Linked DNA regions of Homo sapiens: region 2 is linked to region 1. A link is an interaction called in ENCODE POLR2A ChIA-PET data of the cell type or tissue named here. Cell type or tissue: IMR-90. All regions are shown on one strand. Each heading gives the region's core, and the rest is flanking DNA. Links, peaks and the distances in the headings are about the cores only. Region 1 overlaps MYO1E (myosin IE). Region 2 overlaps MYO1E (myosin IE).

Region 1 (8,339 bases), core at 71-8,070:
AATGTTCTATTCCTGGTACCTCTCTCTTTGCATTTCCCTGTCTTTCCTCAATCATCTTGTATCACAGGAAGTATAAAAGTAGTTAGGCAGTTCTATTTTTTGACAGCAGATGAAAAGCCAAAGTTAAAGGTCAATGCTTAACCCACTGGCTTCTAATAAGCTGGTAAAGCTGGGCAATATAGTAAGACCCCTATTTCTAAAAACATTTTTTTAATTAGCTGAGTGTGGTGGCACATGTGCCTGTAGTCCCAGCTAATCAGGAGGCAGAGGCAGGAGAATCCCTTGAGCACAGGATTTTGAGGCTCCCCAAGAGAAAGCTGAGGCTCAGAGAGGGTAATGTGTGGTAAGAGTTAAACTCTCAGTCCTGATACCTTTGCTTTTTTATGCTGTATTTCTTCTGCAATATTCTGCACTTTGCTTAGGTTTTTTTTTTTTCTCTCTCTCTCATTTAAATACTTCAACTGCCTGTCTGATCTGTTAGCCATTCTGTGTACCATTATCTGATTGCTTTTAGAAAAGAGCTTCCAGTGGGCTCAATGTGTTTAATCTGCTGTGGCTTCTGAAGTCCCTCATCTTCAGGGAGAAGTGGCTCTTCTGTCTACCCGATTGGTCAAGCCTCTTTCTTTCTTGATGTTTTTTCTTCATAAAAAGTTAGGCATTTAAAATTTTTTCTGTTTGTCTTTCTAAATAAAGTACTTCAAGTTATTTTGAAAGCTCTGGTCATATCCTATCAATATGCAAACAGATGAGTTGATTTTTAAAAAATGACATGCTGGTTTGAGTTCTTGGTCTTTTAGTACCTATTGATTCTAGTGCCTATTGACTGGCTAATGGCTGCTTGTATTTATTGAATCTAAATATTATGCTCTTTGATTGGTGGTGCCCTGGCAGCACTCCCCGTGGGCCTGTGGGGTGGAGAACACGGGAAGAGATACCTGCTTGGGGAAAGGTGGGAGGTAAGAGTGGGAAGGACTTTGGTGGTTTTGGTGCCAGCTTAGCCACAGTAGAATAAAGTACTCAGTAGATTTCTAACATTTCTGACTCCAGACCCTGGTTCCCTGATAGCATCTCTGGACCTACCTGGGCCCAGGGCTGTCCTGAAGGAAAGGACACAAGCCTAGCTGGCTTCACTACTTGATGATTGTAGAGCCCTAGGGCCTTGAGGGAACATAGGCCAGATAATTATACAGGCCTTGGGCAAGACCCAGTGTTGTGCTGGCTTCAGGTCAGACCTGCAGTCCCCAGTGGTGGTGGCCATAGGGGTGCTTTTGTCACCCTTCCCCTAGCTCCACACATCTCAGCACAGAGAGCAAAACTCTGTTTGGGAAAAAGTAAAGGAAAAGAACAAGAGTCTCTGCCTGGTAATCCAGAGAGTTCTTTTGGATCTTACACAAGACCACCAAGGCAGTACCTCTACGAGTCCGCAAGAACTACAGTGTTACTGGGCTTGGGGTACCCCATAATGCAGATACGGCTGTGGTGTCCACAAACTTAGATCATAACAACCAAGTCCCTTTGAATACTTGGAAAGCCTTCCCAAGAAGGATGGGTACAAACAACTCCAGATTGTGAAGCCTACAATAAATTCTTAACTCTTCAGTGCCTAGACATCCATGAATATCCACAAGCATCAAAACCATCTGGGAAAACATGGCCTTACCAAATGAAATAAATTGACCAGGGGTCAATCCCAGAGAGACAGAGATATGGGACCTTTCAGAAAGAGAGCTTAAAATAGCTGTTTTGAGGAAACTCAAATTCAAGGTAACACAGAGGAGGAACTCAGAATATTATCAGATACATTTAACAAAGGAATTGAAGTAAGTTAAGAGAATCAGGCAGAAATTCTCGAGCTGCTGAATGCAATTGACGTACTGAAGAATGCGTCAGAGTCTGTTAGTAGCAGAACTGATCAAGCAGAAGAAAGAATTAGTGAGCTTGAAGACAGACTATTTGAAAATACACAGTCAGAGGAGACAAAAGAAAAAAGAATAAAAAAGAATGAAGCCCACCTACAAGATCTAGAAAATAGCTTCAGAAGGGCAAATCCAAGAATTATTGGCCTTAAAGGAGGTAGAGAGAGAGAGATAATGGTGGAAAGTTTATTCAAAGGGATAATAAGATAACTTCCCAAACAAAAGATATCAAAGTTTAAGTACAAGAAGGTTATAGAACACCAAGCAGATTTAACTAAAAGGAAATTACCTCAAGGCATGTAATAACAAAACTCCCAAAGGTCAAGGATAAAGAAAGGATCCTAAAAGCAGTAACAGAAAATAAACAAATAACATATGATGGAGCTCCAACACGTCTGGCAGCAGACTTTTCAGTGGAAACTGTACAGGCCAGGAGAGAGTGGCATAAAGTGCTGAAGCATTAAAAAAAAAAAAAGAGTTCACTCTAGAATGGTATATCTGGCAAAAATATCCTCCAAACATGAAGGAAAAATTAAGACCTTCCCAGACAAACAAAAGCTGAGGGATTTATCAACCCCAGGCCTATCCTACAAGAAATGCTAAAGGGAGTTCTTCAATCTGAAAGAAAAGGATGTTAACAAGCAATGAGAAATCATCTGAAGGTACAAAACTCACTGGTAATAGTAAGTACACAGAAAAACACAGAATATTATAACAGTATAATAGTAGTGTGTAAACTATACATATCTCAAATAGAAAGATGAAAGGATGAACCCATAAAAAATAATAACTTTTCAAGGCATAGACAGTACAGTAAGATAAATAGAAACAACAAAATGTTAAAAAGTGGGGAGACAAAATTATAGAGTTTTTATTGGTTGTCTTTTTGCTTTTTGTTTATGCAATCGATGTTAAGTTGTGATCAGTTTAAAATAATGGGTTATAAGATGTTATTTGCAAGCCTCATGGTAACCTCAAATCTAAAAAACATACAACAGGTACACAGAAAATAAAAAGGAAGAATTTAAAATGTGCCAACTGAGAAAATCACCTTAAAGGAAGATAGGAAAGAAGGACAGAAGGAAGAGAAGACCACAAAACAACCAGACAACAAATAACAAAGTGGCAGGAGTAAGGCCTCACTTATCAGTAATAACATTGAATGTAAATAGACTAAACTCTGCAATCAAAAGACATAGAATAGCTGAATGGATAAAAAGCAAGACCCAAGGATCTGTTGCCTACAAGCAACACACTTCACCAAATCAAATGAAAATGGATGAATGACCTAAATCTAAGACTTCAAACTATGAAACTACTAAAAGAAAACATTGGGAAGACTCCAGGACATTGGTCTAAGCAAAGATTTTTTGGACAAATGGGATCACATCAAGTTAAAAAGCTTCCTTCCACACAGCAAAAGAAAAAATCAACAAAATGAAGAGACAACCCACAGAATGGGAGAAAATATTTGCAAACTTTCCATCTCACAAGGGTTTAATCACCAGAATACAGAAGGAACTCAAATAACTCTGTAGGAAAAAATCTAATCTGATTTTAAAATGGGCAAAAGATATCAATAGACATTTCTCAAAAGAAGACATACAAATGGCAAACAGGTGTATGAAAAGGTGCTCAACACCACTGAAAATCAGAGACATGCCAATGAAAACTACAATGAGGTATCATCTCACCCAAGTAAAAATGGCTTTTATCCAGAAGACGGGCAATAATGAATGCTGGCAAGGATGTGAAGAAAAGGGGAAAAGGGAACTCTCATACACCGTTGGTGGAAATATAAATGAGTATAGCCACTGTGGAGAACAGAAGGGCGGTTCCTTAAAAACTAAAAACAGAGCTAGCTACCTTATGATCCAGCAATTCCATTGGTAGGTGTATACCTTAAAGAAAGGATATAAGCATATGGAAGAGATAGCTGCACTCCCATGTTTATCCTAGCACTATTCACAATAGCAAATATTTGGAATCAACCTAAGTGTCCATCAAATGATGAATGAAATCATTCATCACATAAAGAAGATGTGGTACAGATACACAACAGAGTACTAATCAGCAATAAAAAAGAATGAAACCCTGTCATTTGTCATTTGCAAGAATATGAATGGAACTGGAGGTCATTATGTTAAGTGAAATAAGCTAGGCACAGAAAGACAGATTTCATATTTTCTCACTTATTTGTGGGAGCTAAAAATTAAAAGTATTGAACTCATAGAGATAGGGAATAGAATGATGGTTACCAGAGGCTGGGAAGGAGAACTGGGGAGACAGGGGTTATGGTTAATGGGTACAAAGAAATAGTTAGAAATAATAGAATGAATAAGAGCTAGCATTTGCATGCTCACAGTAACACGTATACTAAAATTGGAATGACACAGAGAAGATTAGCATGGCTCCTGAGCAAGGATGTCATGCAAATTCATGAAGTGTATTTTAAATGTTATTGAAAAAAAAAATCTAGTGTTTGCTAGCACAACAGAAAGACTATAGTCAATAATAATTTGTGCATTTAAAAATAACTAAAAGAGTATTACTGGATTTTTTGAAACACAAAGGATAAATCCTTGAGGGTGTGGATACCCCATTTTCGATCATGTGATTATTACACATTGCATGCCTGTATCAAAATATCCATATACACCTACTTATATATGCCCAAAAATTAAAAATTAAAATGAATTTTATGTTCTTTGAAGATTTTTCTTTTTTTCTTTTTTTTCTTTTTTTTTTTTTTTTTTGAGATGGAGTCTCGCTCTGTCCCAGGCTGGAGTGCTGTGGCGGGATCTCAGCTCACTGCAACCTCTGCCTCCCCTGTTCAAGCTTTTCTACCTCAGCCTCCCGAGTAGCTGGGATTACAGGTGTGTGCCACCACGCCCAGCTGATTTTTGTATTTTTAGTAGAGATGGGGTTTCACCATGTTGGCCAGGCTGGTCTTGAACTGCTGACCTCGTGATCCTCCCGCCTCAGCCTCCCAAAGTGCTGGGATTACAGGCATGAGCCACCATGCCTGGCTGAAGATTTTTCTTAAATCCTTCCTGATTTTATTCCTGAATAAAAACCAAATATTATAAAGTTAGTTTTACTTTGGACATTAAATGTCCAAGCAAATTAGAAATAAAAAATAGTAAGAGGAGTAATGAACTTAGAAACGGCAGTTATTTGCAAAGGCAATTGTAAACATGTCATTTGATGCTACTGTTATTTGATACTACACATGGTAAAAACACAGTGAGTGACGTCATAGAAAACCAACTCAAGTATTACTTTTTCCTGACAATTTTCCTCCTCCTTCCAATAGTCCATAGAAATTAGACTGTCTAGAGAAAGTAAAACAAAAACACAGCACATCACGGAAATAGAACCTCAAAAAAAAAAAGGTTAATGTGAAAAGTTTGCCTTATTTAATTTAACGATCAGGCGGGGTTTAAAAAATTGCTATTTTTTTTGAGACAAGGTGTCGCTTGTCATCCTGGCTGGAGTTCAGTGGCACGATCATGGCTCACTGCAGCCTCGATCTCCTGGGTTCAAGCGATCCTCATGCTTCTCGATTATAGGTTGCACACCACCATGCCCAGCCAATTTAAAAAATATTTTGTAGAGGTCAGATGCAGTGGCTCATGCCTGTAATCCCAGCACTTTGGGAGGCCGAGACAGGCAGATCACCTGAGGTCAGGAGTTTGAGACTAGCCTGGCCAACATGGCAAAATTCTGTCTCTACTAAAAATACAACAACAAAAAAATTAGCCAGATGTGGTAGCGGACACCTGTAATCCCAGCTACTAGGGAGGCTGAGACAGGAGAATTGCTTGAACCCAGAAGGCAGAGGTTGCAGTAAGCCGGGATTGTGCCACCGCATTCCAGGCTAGGCGACAGAGCAAGACTCTGTCAAAAAAAAAAAAAACAAAAAAAAGTATGTATATATAAAATTTTGTAGAGAAGGTATCTCGCTATATTGTCTAGGCTGGTCTTTAACTCCTGGGCTCAAGCAGTCTTCAGGCCTTGGCCGCAAAACTGCTGGGATTACAGGCTGGAGCCACCATACATGGACTGAATTTTTAAAATTCTTAGTAGGGAGACCTTTTAATTGGAAGTTGACTATAGGAACGAGAAGGAAACTGGGTGACTGAACAACCCTATTAGGAGAGAAACACAGATGAATCAACATGAAGAATGTCTGGGATGGGAGCCTAACATGCCCAGAGCTGCCCTTTTGTGTCTCTTGGGAGGGGCTGTGTTCTGGATGAAGGCAGTCAATAGGAGGCTGGACTACTGTGAATATCGGGGTAGTGAAGTTGAGAAATACCAATTCTACAGTATGGAGTCAGTTAGGTCAAAGGTTTTGTACGTCAAATAACCAAGCTATCTTACATTTCTGTCTCCATTTGGAAACCAGAAGGTCAGTCAAATATTTGGTTAGAAAACCAGGAACAGGAAAACATCTCTTGTTACACATAAAATCTGTATCCAAGCACTGTGTATCATTCCACACCATCCATTAGAACCAGTGGAGAGGAAGGCTCTGAAAGGTTTCTGTCTATTGAGGTTTGATAAAATGGAAGAGTTTAGTACCCATTATTACTACTTCAAGTTGAATAAAATGTGTCATTGACATTTTCTTTTTTTGAGACAGAGTCTTGCTCTGCCACCCAGGCTGGAGTGCAGTGGCACAATCTTGGCTCACTGCAACCTCTGTATCCCAGGTTCAAGCAATTCTCATGCCTCAGCCTCCCCAGTAGCAGGGATTACAGGCATGTGCCACCACGCCTGGCTAATTTTTGTATTTTTAATAGAGATGAGGTCTCGCCATGTTGGCCAGGCTGGTTTTGAACTCCTGGCCTCAGGTGATCCACCTGCCTCGGCCTCCAAAAATGCTGGGATTACAGGCATGAGCCACAGCGCCCAGCCTGATGTTTTATTTATAGGGTGCACTCTTCATTGTTTAAATGTCTATTTTTAGATGTTGATAGACCTTTGTAGGTAGTTTCACCCCTGTCTTTGGTTCTCTTGCACTGTTTGCCCCATATCATTCTAAATTTTTACCCAAATGGGTTTTCAAGGACCTTGCTCCTCCTGCCTGTGGGAAGTGGTTACAGGTTAGCAATAGTTGAAACTCCCCTACTGTTTTTCCCAGCTTAGCAGGGTGGTTGGAGACCAGCCCCAATACTCCTGAGAGCCCATAGAGACAGTCCTGGCTCAGCACTGAGGACATCTTGCAGGCAGGGTTGGCTGAGTGTTTTATGGAGCGAGCTTAAGAGGAGATGTTCTAAAACCAGAGAGGAAACATTTTTCTCTGTTCTCTGCAATTCAGCAGGTGATATCCCTTCATGGATTTATAATAAACACAGTCCTCTCATTGACCAAGGTTGAAAAACTCAGAAAGTTTGCTCAGCACAGATCTGGGAGTCAGGAACGTACTATGTGCTGTGGAAGACATTTCAACTCCTCTTTCAAGCAAAAAAAAAAAAAAAAAGTCAATACTGATCTAGTTTATATAGCTATTATAAAAAATTATATTAATGAAAATAGAAATTCATTTGTAAGTAGAGACAGCTACCAAATTCCTAAGCAATCTATTCATTTTTGTTTTTTTTTTTAGACTTGAACACTTTTTCTTGCCTTGCCTCACAATGCAGTTGTCAATATAGGGCCACTTTAGTTACACCTATTACCTGACTCTGCAAAGACCACAGAGCTTATTTCCTTTAGAAGGATTTTGTTTGATTAATTTACACTCTTCGCTGACATTTCTCAGTTGAGTAGGAGGAAAAAAAGGAGTTTAATTTAACCATATTAGCCACATCATGGACAGGGAAATGTATGGAGGATGTTTAAGTGATTTGCCTTATTGAGTAAAGATATATCTAAGCTTAGATTTTACTTTGTCCTATAAGAACTCTGTGAGCGAGATTTTTTTTTCTTTTTTGAGATGGAGTCTTGCTCTGTTGCCTAGGCTGGAGTGCAGTGGCACGATCCCAGCTCACTGCAACCTCCACCTCCTGGGTTCAAGCGATTCTCCTGCCTCAGCCTCCCGAGTAGCTGGGATTACAGGAGCAAACCACCACGCCCGGCTAATTTTTTATACTTTTAGTAGAGACGGGGTTTCTCCATGTTGGTCAGGCTGGTTTCGAACTCTTGACCTCAAGTGATTTGTCTGCCTTGGCTGCCCAAAGTGCTGGGATTACAGGCGTGAGCCACTGTGCCCAGCCGAGCGAAATATTTTTGACTATAGTAGTCTGAATGTTCTTTTAAGTTTCATAATGTAGGCTAAAGCTCTATTTTCTGCCAAATGCGAAATTGTAGAACAGAATAAAACCATGTGCTTTATATTATACGAATTATATCTGATGAATGTTCATGTTTAGAAAAATCACAATCAAGCTCAGCAGTTGTAGATATGGATAACAC
Region 2 (8,339 bases), core at 333-8,332, 120 kb after region 1:
CTCAGCCTCCCAAAGTGCTAGGATTACAGGCGTGAGCCATTGCACCTGGCCCTGATTCAGGTACTTTTGTAAAAGGTTTTTAAGTACTTAAAAAATATAATGATGTTAATAACCAAATTTTTTATGTTCTATTTACTTATTAGTATTTTATATTGAAGATCCACATTAGACTTTCTTCGAAGAAAGACCTGGTCACTGTTTTTTGTTTTGTTTTGTTTCATTTCGTGTTTAGTTTGTGGATCACTGGATTAGAAGGACATTAAACTGTGGAAGTAGCTCACATTCAATCTTTTCAATTACACACACATCTTAGGCAATGCCAAATAATTCTTTTAGTTTGTACCTGTTGGTTGAAAAAGTATATAAATGATTAAAACTTCTGTGAATTCAGTCATTTTTAAAATTGTATTAAAGCAACATATATAGATAAGTGAAAAATAATTATATATTTCACATAAATAATACCCAGTGCTAGATGGAAGTGTATAATGGATGTCAGGACTTCTTTAAATAAATGCAAGCCCCAACCCTCCCCCAGGAGTTCTCTGCCCTTAAGTCAGAAACCACCAGAATAGAGGCTGGGAACTGATGGGCGCAGGGGTTCAAGATTCTGACATGAAAGTAATTCTTGGCTGGGTGCGGTGGCTCACGCCTGTAATCCCAGCACTTTGGGATGCCAAGGTGGGTGAATCACGAGGTCAGGAGATCGAGACCATCCTGGCTAACACAGTGAAACCCTGTCTCTACTAAAAATACAAAAAATTAGCTGGCCGTGGTGGTGGGCGCCTGTAGTCCCAGCTACTCAGGAGGCTGAGGCAGGAGAATGGCGTGAACCTGGGAGGCGGAGCTTGCAGGGAGCGGAGATCGCACCAGTGCACTCCAGCCTGGGCGACAGAGTGAGACTCCGTCTCAAAAAAAAAAAAAAGAAAAGAAAAGAAAGAAAAAGAAATTCTTGAAGCTACGAAATACTTGGGAGTGGATGTGGGGAGAAAATCCTGCCACACAGGACCAGGGGACTTTCTAGATATGTAGGATCGGGAGGCATTGAAGAGCCAGCAGGGAAGTAGTTGAAGGATAAGGAGGAAAGCCAGGATCCTGCAGTGTCACCAAGCCAGGGAAGCCTCAGGGCGACATCGACAGGATCAAATGGTCAGAGCTCTTGGGCAAAAGGGACGAGCTGGGGTGTGGGGGCCAAAAAAAAGGCTGTTGGATTTAGGCACTGAAAAATAGCCATGCAAGGGTTCCGCCAGAGTGGTGAGGGGAGAAGCTAGAATGCAAGTGGTTATGTCATGGCAAGGAAGTAGATCCTGCAGCTTGGAGAAGTTCACAGTCAAGGAAAAGCTTCTAAAGAAGGCAAAGAGTACCAGAGAGCAGGAAGCTGCATGGCAGTTTTTTAACATGCACCCTGCAGTGAGAAACATGGAAAAGCCAGCTTAAAAAGCCATAGCAAGTTGGGCAGGAACTAAGTAATTAAAATCTGTTTTGCTTTCCACTCTTCCGAGGGTGGCAGTCCAGTTCCTTTCAGTGGACAATGGAAAATCCTCAGCTCTTGCAGGTCTTTCCAGAGTTAGGAATCAAAATTTGCAGAGATGACCTGGGGCTACTACAAGTACATATTTGGGGGCCAGGACTGCCTGTAATTTTAGAAAGCAGAGATAGAAAGTCCTTAGGGATGGTGGCTGCAGGATGCAGGAGTGACTTCGGGTGCCTTGTGGTCCACATCATGGCTCAACCTGTGTTCTCTTGCTCCAGCTCATCGAGGGCGCCTCTGCAGAGCAGAAACACAGCCTTGGCATCACCAGCATGGACTATTATTACTACCTGAGCCTCTCGGGCTCATACAAGGTTGATGACATTGACGACAGGCGGGAGTTTCAGGAAACTCTGGTAAGTGCTGGCGCAGGGCCAGGCAGGATCTGCTCTCCCAACTGGCCATTTCCTGTGGCCAAAAGGGCAGTGAAGGTTAATAAAGCAAAGAGCTGCATGAAATGTCCGCCTCTTTCTCTGTGAGCACTCTGTATGCTCATACATGTTTCAGTATCCTTAAACAGCCATGTGCCAGTTGCCTGAGGACCACTTAATGATTTGAGATGGGTAAAAAGAAATGAATTCATCATTATCACCCTGCAGGAGCTCTGATAAATAGGCAAAAATGATTCATACGTTGAGCATACCTGTTTGCTGATGGCCTACTCTATTCGTGAGCTATTTCCTTAGAAAAGCTAAGCAAACCGCACGTCTATGGACTGAATAGGTTTAGACATTTTGGAACGTCTTTAGTCTTTTCTCTTATTTCTTTTCTGGTTTTGAAGACTCTCTTCCCCTCTGTATTGTTTAGGGCAGAGGACCCTTTTTCTGTGCCATGCCCTTCACATTGCATGTATGTTATGGTCCAAGCTGTGAAACTAGGTAGATTATGGAGGGGTTCCATCCTGGGGGCAATAATGTAGAACTTTCTGGAGGTAGGCTGAACACCCACTTGGCCTCAAAGGCCTTCATTGCCACCCACTGCCCTTTGAGTCTGTTTCAAGCTGGGGACTATTCCTCAACCCAGATCCAGAACTGAGCAGTAGACTCTGAATGAGCAGCGTGGGTTCAGTACATTTGTGGTTGAAAGGGACAGAAAGTTCAAACAGACTGTGTCCTGGGTGCCAGGAAACAAAATGGTATCAACAGGTCACATGGCCTCAAAGCAGCTGCGGGGAAAAGTGCCAATAAGGAGTCTGCACACTGGTCCTAGAGTGTAGTTTTCTTAGGAGATGTTTCTCTTAAGATTTAGACATTTTAGCGGTATTTATTGCATTTAAGGGACCTCAGAAACTGGACTTTTAAATGATGCTTTTATTGGATTTCCTGGAGATTTTTCATTAAGATCCTTTTGCAAGTACAATATATTCTTATCCCTCCTGATGAAGGGAAAGATCTCGAGTCCACTTTGAGTAGGTGGAAAGGTCAGCAGCGACCTTCGAGGGGAAGCTGGCAACAAGAACACATCAAAGGATGAAGACAGGACTTGGAGACTTTGTGTACAACTACCACTCTTCCGAGTCTCTTTCCTCCTGGAGTATTCTCTTATTCCTGGAGGATGGCATGCTATGCTTAGAGACAGAAGTGCCCTTCCAGCATGACTTTGAGACGTGAGAAGAATGTGTGCATTGGGCAGTGACCATGTTGTACAAGAACGTCCTGCTGTCATCACAAGCTAAGCCACATGTGACTGCACAACCCAATCTTATGTTTTGGCTTTTTTTTTTTTTTTTCTTTGTAACTCGTCTGTACTTGTCACATCCTTATTTAGAGCAGCTGCTGTGCCTTGGCTTCTTCCTAAGGTGCTTTTAAAGCTGGTGACCAGCTTCTCTGGATAGTTTCTCTTTTCTCTTCCAGCACGCCATGAATGTGATTGGGATCTTTGCAGAAGAGCAAACGCTGGTGTTGCAGATAGTGGCGGGTATTCTCCACCTGGGAAACATCAGCTTCAAAGAAGTTGGCAACTACGCGGCTGTGGAGAGTGAAGAGTGTGCGTAGCCCTGGCATGTGGCCATTGAATGAGGGGTGGCTAGCTCTGATTAGAAGTAACCTAGCACTTTCCTTTGCTTAGATCTCAAATGGGAATATTGGGAAGAAGTGATAAATCTACATGTCCTCTGTGGCAAACAGAATGGCTTCACGAGAGACCAGACCTCTTCTATGCACCTGTCCCTGTCCTTACCCCCAGCCTTTCCAAGTCCCACACCATCGATTATTAATGGAATCGTTTCAATTTATCATTAACCTGGGGAAAGCTGGGAGGATTTCACACCTTGGTTTAAAGATAAAGTGATCTCTTTAATGGGGATTAGAGTAATGGCTTAATGCAAAAGATTTATTGTCTTTATCAAAACCTTTTCAGTAACTGGTCTTTAGGATCTAAATTCACTTACAGGTTTTAAAGAGCAAGCAATATAATATATGTAAATATGGGAAGCTCACAGCTTCACAGTTTGTTCCATGGATTGGATTACATTGGATTTCTGAACACAGAAAAAGATGGACATTGACTGTTGTGTTGACATTTCTGATGATCACTTTTAATGATCACATCTGTATACCTGGAGCCTCAACACCTAAATGGTCGTTTTTACTCTTTGAGAAAAAAAATCAGGGTTCTTCCTACAGAGAGGTGCTGCTGGTTACATGTGCCCAAAATCTACCATAAATACAGCGGCACATGACTTTAGCCTCTTAGGCATCAACAGCTTGCAGGCTGCTCTCAGAACCCACACATCCTTTAACCACCCAGGAAGACATTCTTCCTTTCTCAGCATTCTTTAAGGATGATAAATTTAGATGCTTAGTAATAAATAGCATCCCACTCATTGCTGACAATGCAGTGGGGATATTTCCATTCCAAATAAGGTTCTTTTTTTATGTTTTTGTTTTCTTTTCTGATAAAAGAGGGAAGTTCTGCTAACTTCTGATGTCTATCTGATAAAGAAAAAGATGAATTATGTTTACCAGGGAAGGGAGTAGAAAACAATAAATATACAGGGTGTCCATAAAGTCTAAAAACATGACCTAATAATCATAATAAGGATAACTATGTTTCTAAACTTTGTGTACATTATCCTTGACATTTAACAAATGCACATATATTTCCAGTAGGATCATTAACACTTGGCCTTTTAATTGTAACAGTGTTGGTTTGGTGGTAGTTTCTGTTGAAGTAGACTGGATTTTTTTTGCCTTCTTGGATAGTAAAATAATTTACTGCCTCTTTATGCTTGAAAACAAAATCATGACACTGAAACAGCAAACACTTCCCTAGATGTTTGAAACAAGAAGTGTTTTATTGCACATTGATGTCCAGAGTTAGTAGTCTTCTCAGCCAGATGGGTAAGGCCGAGCACTGGCAACTGCCCATGAAATTCCCTGACTAGAGGCGATGGAGGCATGGAGATTGGAAAAGGCTGAGATGGAAGCCAGAGAGGTCCAGGAAATGGGCCTCCCCCTACCAATAATTTCCTTTGATTTGGGGTTTTGTTCATTTGGTAATACATTAACGTGGCTTGAGGGGGTATGCAGTGAAAGTTCTCCCTTCTATACCTTTTCTAGTCCACTTGTTCCCCTCGTCAGAGGTAACCAAGATTCTCAGTCTCTTGTGTTCCCTTTAAAGGATGTGTGTTCCAAAACAACTACACACAACCACTCCTTTTTCTCACTTTTGTGCAATATTGGGGGCTTATACTGCAATGTTCTACAGTTGCTTTTTCACTTAACATGTGTCTTAGGCCAGGCATGGTGGCTCATGCCTGTAATCCCAGCACTTCAGGAGGCTGAGGCAGGTGATCACCTGAGGTCAGGAGTTTGAAACCAGCCTGGCCAACATGGTGAAATCCTGTCTCTACTAAAAATACAAACATTAGCCAGGTTTGGTGGTGGTGCGCACCTGTAATTCCAGCTACTCTGGAGGCTGAGGCAGGAGAATCGTTTGAACCCTGGGCAACGAGCGAGTCTCCATCTCAAAAAGGGAAAAAAAATTATGTGTGTGTATATATATATAATATATATATAAATTTTATATATATATTATATATATAATTATATATATAATGTGAGATGATGCTATATCAATTCCTAAGGAGCTTTATCTTTTTTTTTTTTTTTTTTTTTTAAGAGATGGGGTCTTGCTTAGTTGCCAGGGCTGGTCTCGAATTTCTGGCCTTAAGTCATCCTCCCGCCTTGGCCTCCGGAAGTGCTGGGAATCGAGGATTGAGCCACTGCACCTGGCTGTCCTTTTTGTAGCTGCATAGCATTCCATTCATTGGCTACACTTTATTTATCTGTTGTTGGACATTAATATGGTTTCTGATCTTCTGCTGTTACAAGACTGAATGAACACTACTGAAAGGAATAGCCTTGGTTTCTATCATCTTTCTCATATTTTAGTATATCTATGGAATAAATTTGTAGAGGGAAGTGGTAGTCCATGCCTTTATAATGGAAAAAAGCAGACTTTCTCTTGCTCTTGCAGTGCAGAAAAAAAATGGAAAAAAATGGTAAGATTTTCATCAGAACTGGCCTACTAAAGCAAAATAGCCATTAATAACAGCAAGCTTTTTTGTTTTATTTTGTTTTTTGTTTTTGTTTTGAGACAGAGTCTTTCTGTGTCACCCAGGCTGGAGCGCAGTGGCGCTATCTCGGCTCACTGCAACCTCCACCTCCTGGGTTCAAGCAGTTCTCCTGTCTCAGCCTCCCAAGTAGCTGGGATTACAGGTGCGCACCACCACGCCTGGCTAACTTTTGTATTTTTAGTAGAGATGGGGTTTTGCCACGTTGACCAGGCTAGTCTCAAACTCCTGACCTCAGATGATATGCCTGCCTGGGCCTCCCAAAGTGCAGTAATTAGAGGCGTGAGCCACCACACCTGGCCAAACAAGCTTTGTTTTTTTTACCTGACCTTAGACTAATGGAAATGTAGCATTTCCCTGGTCAAACCTTTACGTTGCTGTGAAGCTAAACAAACTAAGAAATCCCTTCTTAGTTGGATATGTTGGTGAATGTCTCTTGATTCTCACAACAACCCGACATGGGTCCAGTCTGATTTATGAATGTCATCTGTCCTTACTCTGTGCACAGGAGTGCAACTCTGTGAGATGAATGCACACATCGCAAAGAAGTTTCTCAGAATGCTTCTGTTTAGTTCTTCTGTGAAGATATTTCCTTTTCCACAACAGGCCTCAAAGTGCTCCAAATATCCACTTGCAGATTCTACAAAAAGAGTGTTTCAGAACTGCTCAATCAAAAGAAATGTTCAACTCTGTGAGATGAATGCACGTTTAGTTCACTGGAAGACATATCCAGATTCCTAGACATGTGTTAACAGTAAAACTAAACTAAGGATAATGGCCATTTTCAGATCAGTGCATTTGATTTTGTTTACATGTCCTTTCTAAAAGGAAGCCCTTCTATTGCTCAAAGCATTTTTGTGAAACACTCATATAGAGGATAAATGTCTTGTTCTGGCATTATACTTTTTCAAAATGTATTCACTGACTTAATCTCATTGGAAGGTGTATACTGAGAAATGTCAGCCCGTTATATTCTAACACCATCTGTGAAATTCAAACAGATTATCCTTTATTGGGAGGCTTGTGATTTTTTAGCATTATCATAAGGCCTTTAACAAAATTCTTTTATCAGATAATTTTGGTAAAGCATTATGCAGAAAAAGAAAACTCAGCCAAGTTCAAAATTTGCATTGCATCTATAAAAATCTTTCATTCATATTGGAAAAATCTGAGCATTCTTTCATGTCAAAGAATGGTGTCATTTATTTATATGAGAACGTTCTGCCCAGAAATCAAGAAAACCCCATTTATATCACTAGCCCTCCTTGGTAAGTTTCATGGTCTGAAACAAGATGTTGAGCTATGGAAGTCTCCGTTTTTCTATCCAAAGACCACAGACTGCCATACCATGTGACATTAGGGCAGGATATGAACAATACCATCCCCTTCATTTCACTCCATATGCTACCCTCAGAGGAATCTTCTTATAATGCCCCTCTTTATTAGCCATCAGGCCCCCTTTTGCCTCCAGCCCAAATATATCATACCATTCAAGGACCCCCAGCATTGGAATCTGTCCTAACCTTTTAAATCTGACCTGAACTTTCACCTGTAGCCAGTGCTAGTCCACACACTGTAGACCGTCTCGTCTTGATCATGTCTCCCACACTTCTGCTTCCTCCCCTTGGTACACTCCCTTCTCCTCTCTGCATCTGCACAAATCGTATTCATCCTTTACACCCAGCTCAAATCTCTTGACTACCCCAGCAAGTAGTAATATCTTCCTGTTCTAATTTCTCCAGATCTTGTCTGTCTGTGTTACATATTCAGCTTTTCCAAGGGTTCTTTATTTGGCAAACTATTTTTGCCTCATCTAGATTGCATTCAAGATTTCTTACATATTTTCTATCTTTTCCTCTCTCTTTAGTAACCCTACACATGCTAAATACTCAATAAACATGGGATTGGTTGTAATTATTAGTTCAGTAATATCAGGTGCTTCAAAAATGATGCTATGAAAACATTGTACTAAAAAGGAAGAAAACAATATTTGGAGCCAAAGAAATGTTTCTTGATTGAGTTCCTTCCTGGCTGTCGTGCTGGAAGCTTGGAGAGATGTCCATTTTAGGCATTTGACTGTGATCTCAGTAGGAGGGATAGGTTTGCCATCCTTCTTGAATCCCTGATTTGTATTATTGGAAGTCTCAGTCATCATAGGAATTGACTCATGTCATAAAACAATTGGGAAAAACAAAGGAGATGGATGTGTATGGGATTACTGATAAGCAGCCT

The links. ChIA-PET counts read pairs that join two places held together with the same protein. Peaks named below come from ENCODE experiments on the same cell type or tissue, not always from the same donor. Only the 100,000 strongest peaks of a DNase experiment are listed, where the experiment ranks them.
Region 2: POLR2A ChIA-PET joins it to region 1 with 11 read pairs; 3 of 35 experiments call an interaction of 5 or more read pairs at or near these places.

What each region holds. Positions count from the first base shown.
Region 1 is chr15:59,337,350-59,345,688 of GRCh38, reverse strand. The region is part of intron 1 of MYO1E (myosin IE); the gene reads left to right. It also overlaps the pseudogene RNU6-212P. Among named protein-coding and RNA genes, the nearest start is that of MYO1E, 31 kb to the left of the region's middle. In IMR-90, for the core only: no CTCF peak of the experiment used is centred there; no DNase peak of the experiment used is centred there.
Region 2 is chr15:59,218,237-59,226,575 of GRCh38, reverse strand. MYO1E (myosin IE) reads left to right here. Exons shown (of 28, transcript NM_004998.4): 8 at 1,753-1,887; 9 at 3,385-3,517. Among named protein-coding and RNA genes, the nearest start is that of LDHAL6B, 16 kb to the right of the region's middle. In IMR-90, for the core only: no CTCF peak of the experiment used is centred there; a DNase peak (open chromatin) is centred at 4,275; H3K27ac peaks cover 185 bases.